Regions from separate parts of the Homo sapiens genome. Here region 1 is linked to region 2. Evidence: read pairs that join two places in POLR2A ChIA-PET (ENCODE). Cell type or tissue: endothelial cell of umbilical vein. All regions are shown on one strand.

Region 1 (2,500 bases), 130 kb after region 2:
ATTTTATCCTTTCCAGACAATACTAGGGTGAGAGAGTGGTGGTTGCCCAGGTATACAAAGTGATTTGGGAATCTGAATCTTAAACTGACTTTTAACTAGTTTTTCTCTAGAGGAACCTGGTATGGCAAATCTTGGGTAAAAGTCGGTTCATTCTTGACTTTTCCTTCTGCTTGGATAGAATTCTGTTTTCTTAGGGCTGTTGTATCTTTGATCACTCTTCTATCTATTTTATTTGGATTTATGCCTTAATTTCAATTTTTTTTTTTTTTTTTTTTTTTTTTTTTTTTTTTGAGATGGAGTCTCTCTGTAGGCCAGGCTGGAATGCAGTGGCGTGATCTCGGCTCACTGCAACCTCCACCTCCCGGGTTCCGGTTCAAGCAATTCTCCTGCCTCAGCCTCCCGAGTAGCTAGGATTACAGGCACATGCCATCATGCCCAGCTGATTTTTTTTTGTATTTTTAGTAGAGACGGGATTTCACTATGTTGGCCAGGCTGGTCTTGAACACCTGACCTTGTGATCTGCCCGCCTTGCCCTCCCAAAGTGTTGGGATTACAGGGGTGAGCCACTGCACTTGGCCTCAAAAATCTTTCACAGTTAATTTAGAAGAGTTTTGGGGAGCAAAGGAAAGAAGGTGGGTTGATGCAATCTGTCCTTACCCCTCTTGTTGACTTTGGATCTATCTATGGTAGCGGTTTAAAATTTGTTTCTTGCAATGGAGTTCTTTCTTTGAAATAGTATGTAGAAGCTCAGTATATAAAATACATATAAGCAGGACTGCTGTGTTTGAAAAGGAAATGAGGGTTTATGGTTCTACTTTCTCAGTTCTCCTCTTACCCTTTCCCTACCATGAGAACTCCCTGGAAAGCATAATTTGTAAACCACTGATTTAGAAATTATCGAACATAACTTATCCCTCCAGTAGATGTTAGACATTGAGTGAAGTTCATGGCATTATGGGAAGAACGTTTGATTTATTCCTTTAGAGATTAATTTTATTGCTTCTAAATGCTCGAATGGAGCAAGGCAAAGAGAAAGATTCATTCTAAAGATCTTTTAGTTGAAATAGAATTGGACTCAACTTCCTTGCAGGCTAACTTTATAATTACAAAAATAACTATCAAATGCTATTTTTTATTTGAGAGGAAAGTCTGTAGATTTACCTGAATATTAAACGATATTCAACTGTACATTCACATTTTGATAATGGAAGATGTTAGAAATTCCCAAATTTACTTTCAGAAAGCTAAAATTCTCTATTATGCCGGATTGCTATTACAGCCAATGTTTATTCTAAATTACTTACTTAAATATAAGAGTCAGAGGAAGTCTTCAGGGTGAGAAAAAATATTTAGGGCTTATCTTGCAGGGAAATCATTATTAAATTTGTGCATAGTTTAGCTTAACATTTATGTGCAGTCTAGCCATTAAAAACATTGTTATTTCCTTTTTCCTCCACCTTTCCCTGGAGTGGGCCATCAGTTACCCGATAAAGCCATGGAAATACGTGGAAGTATTTATGCAATGCACGTCACTCAAAGGTTCAGTTGGGAATGGGCACCAAGATTGAGAAACCTGTCAAATGAAATGTATTTTTGTATGTCTCTAAGATGAACCAAGAATTCATTCTCTAAGAATTCAAGAATGTATTCTTGAATGTGATAAGAAAAAGAAAATAAAAACAAAAAACAAACGAATCAACAGAAACCAAAAAGCACTTTACTGGTGTAGAGGACTAACGTGAGGGAAGTGCCAGTAGCTCTTTGCAGAATCTTCCATTTTAATCCAGTCTTCTGCTGTTACCTGTTTACCATTACTACCATTTCACAGAAGACTCAGACTTCATCCTAAAAAACTATCTCCAGTCATGCTGCAGAAAATAATTCGTTAGCTTCAGCTGCAGGAATGAGACACCTTTAAAAAAGAGAAATGTGACCCAAACTTTTGTGAGAAACACCTTGTATTTTGATTGCTATTTCACATTCGAAGGACTCTTGAAAAACAGAAAAAACCTAAAACATCATCTTGCTTATGGTATCTTTTGGTGGCAGACTATGAATGGGACATGGGACCCCCATAAGATATATCTAGTGAAGCACTGAGAGATGGATAAACAGGTGCCTGCGGGAAAGGTACTCTTTCAGCCTTCTTATAGAAGAGTATTGAAACAGGAGAAAATGTTTACTTTCTAGAGCTATCAACTGTAGAAAGGAAAAGTCCTGGGGAAGACTTGTTCTGGCAAAGTGCACGCTTTGGCACCTCTGCAGAGAACATGAAGTTTGCCCGCAAACATTAGATGTCTACTTGGTTACACGTGACCGCAACAGGGCGTGTGTACCATGGCCTCAGCTCGCTTCTTGATGACATCATGAATCTGGGCTCCGGCCAAAGGATTTTGAGACGAGCCAAAATGCTGTGGAGCATGCAGAAGCCACTCATTGCTGTTGTCTTCAAGAAGCCAGAGGAAGACATGCAAAGAATTAAAGAAAGACGCTGAAGCTG
Region 2 (2,500 bases):
ACTAGTTGAGTATCCCGTATCCAAATATTCTAAATTTAAAACACTCCCATGAGCACCTTCTTTGAGCATCATATTGGCACTTGGAAAGTTTCAGATTTTGAAGCATTTCAGATTTTTTGGATTTGGGATGCTCAGCTGCTTTTTACAAATTGAAGGTTTGTGGCAATCCTTTGAGCATCTGTCAGCACCATTTTTCTATTGGCATGCCTCTGTTAGCATTTTTCAGCAATAAAGTATGTTTTAATTACAGCATATGCATGTTTTAGACATAATGTTGTTGCACACTTAATAGACTGTAGGATAGTAACCATAACTTCCGTATACACTGGGAGACCTGAAAATTTGTATGACTTGCTTTATTGCCATATTCACTTTCTTAAGCTGGTCTGGAAACAGACCTACGGTATCTCCAAAGTATGCCAATAATCCAAAAGAGTACCCTCCTAGACTTAGATTCTTCATGCTGGGTTCTCTGACTAGGGAGGGTGCAGGTGTCATGGCCGAGTCTAGTTTGGGAAGTGCAGCTGTGTGATGGCATTCACACTGTGATTAATGCCCTTTTGGTTGCAGGGACTGCCGCCATGCGGAACACCAAACGAGGTTCCTGGTACATCGAGGCTCTTGCTCAAGTGTTTTCTGAGCGGGCTTGTGATATGCACGTGGCCGACATGCTGGTTAAGGTGAGCCAGCGGGCTCCGTGACCCCTGTGTGTCTCCACAGTGCTCTACTTTCCTCCTCTCTTGAATGCTCTTTCATAGTCCGTCTCCCCTTCCCGTTTGCTGCTCTCCTGAAGCCCGAGATTCTCAGACTTGGGCCTATTGGTTCTGCCCCTCCAGGTGAACGCACTTATCAAGGATCGGGAAGGTTATGCTCCTGGCACAGAATTCCACCGGTGCAAGGAGATGTCTGAATACTGCAGCACTCTGTGCCGCCACCTCTACCTGTTCCCAGGACACCCTCCCACATGATGTCACCTCCCCATCATCCACGCCAAGTGGAAGCCACTGGACCACAGGAGGTGTGATAGAGCCTTTGATCTTCAGGATGCACGGTTTCTGTTCTGCCCCCTCAGGGATGTGGGAATCTCCCAGACTTGTTTCCTGTGCCCATCATCTCTGCCTTTGAGTGTGGGACTCCAGGCCAGCTCCTTTTCTGTGAAGCCCTTTGCCTGTAGAGCCAGCCTTGGTTGGACCTATTGCCAGGAATGTTTCAGCTGCAGTTGAAGAGCCTGACAAGTGAAGTTGTAAACACAGTGTGGTTATGGGGAGAGGGCATATAAATTCCCCATATTTGTGTTCAGTTCCAGCTTTTGTAGATGGCACTTTAGTGATTGCTTTTATTACATTAGTTAAGATGTCTGAGAGACCATCTCCTATCTTTTATTTCATTCATATCCTCCGCCCTTTTTGTCCTAGAGTGAGAGTTTGGAAGGTGTCCAAATTTAATGTAGACATTATCTTTTGGCTCTGAAGAAGCAAACATGACTAGAGACGCACCTTGCTGCAGTGTCCAGAAGCGGCCTGTGCGTTCCCTTCAGTACTGCAGCGCCACCCAGTGGAAGGACACTCTTGGCTCGTTTGGGCTCAAGGCACCGCAGCCTGTCAGCCAACATTGCCTTGCATTTGTACCTTATTGATCTTTGCCCATGGAAGTCTCAAAGATCTTTCGTTGGTTGTTTCTCTGAGCTTTGTTACTGAAATGAGCCTCGTGGGGAGCATCAGAGAAGGCCAGGAAGAATGGTGTGTTTCCCTAGACTCTGTAACCACCTCTCTGTCTTTTTCCTTCCTGAGAAACGTCCATCTCTCTCCCTTACTATTCCCACTTTCATTCAATCAACCTGCACTTCATATCTAGATTTCTAGAAAAGCTTCCTAGCTTATCTCCCTGCTTCATATCTCTCCCTTCTTTACCTTCATTTCATCCTGTTGGCTGCTGCCACCAAATCTGTCTAGAATCCTGCTTTACAGGATCATGTAAATGCTCAAAGATGTAATGTAGTTCTTTGTTCCTGCTTTCTCTTTCAGTATTAAACTCTCCTTTGATATTATGTGGCTTTTATTTCAGTGCCATACATGTTATTGTTTTCAACCTAGAAACCTTTATCCCTGCTTATCTGAAACTTCCCAACTTCCCTGTTCTTTAAGACTTTTTTTTTTTTTTTTTTTTTTTTTGAGACAGAGTCTCGCTCTGTCGCCCAGGCTGGAGGGCAGTGGCACGATCTCAGCTCACTGCAAGCTCCAACTCCCGGGTTCACGCCATTCTCCTGCCTCAGCCTTCCAAGTAGCTGGGACTACAGGTGCCCGCCACCGTGCCCGGCTAATTTTTTTGTATTTTTAGTAGAGACAGGGTTTCACCATGTTAGCCGGGATGGTCTTGATCTCCTGACCTCATGATCCACCCACCTCAGCCTCCCAAAGTGTTGGGATTACAGGCGTGAGCCACTGCGCCCGGGCAAGACCTTTTTTTAAAAAAAAAAAAAAAAAAACTTCCATTCTTTCTT

The links. ChIA-PET counts read pairs that join two places held together with the same protein. Peaks named below come from ENCODE experiments on the same cell type or tissue, not always from the same donor. Only the 100,000 strongest peaks of a DNase experiment are listed, where the experiment ranks them.
Region 1: POLR2A ChIA-PET joins it to region 2 with 10 read pairs; 2 of 35 experiments call an interaction of 5 or more read pairs at or near these places.

What each region holds. Positions count from the first base shown.
Region 1 is chr7:143,432,537-143,435,036 of GRCh38, forward strand. All of the region lies in intron 2 of EPHA1-AS1 (EPHA1 antisense RNA 1), which reads left to right. Among named protein-coding and RNA genes, the nearest start is that of TAS2R60, 9.7 kb to the right of the region's middle. In endothelial cell of umbilical vein, no CTCF peak of the experiment used is centred here; a DNase peak (open chromatin) is centred at 1,455.
Region 2 is chr7:143,304,104-143,306,603 of GRCh38, forward strand. It overlaps CASP2 (caspase 2), which reads left to right. Exons shown (of 11, transcript NM_032982.4): 10 at 571-680; 11 at 837-2,500. The coding sequence ends at 968. Among named protein-coding and RNA genes, the nearest start is that of CLCN1, 11 kb to the right of the region's middle. In endothelial cell of umbilical vein, a CTCF peak has its summit at 1,552 (motif pointing left); a DNase peak (open chromatin) is centred at 1,528.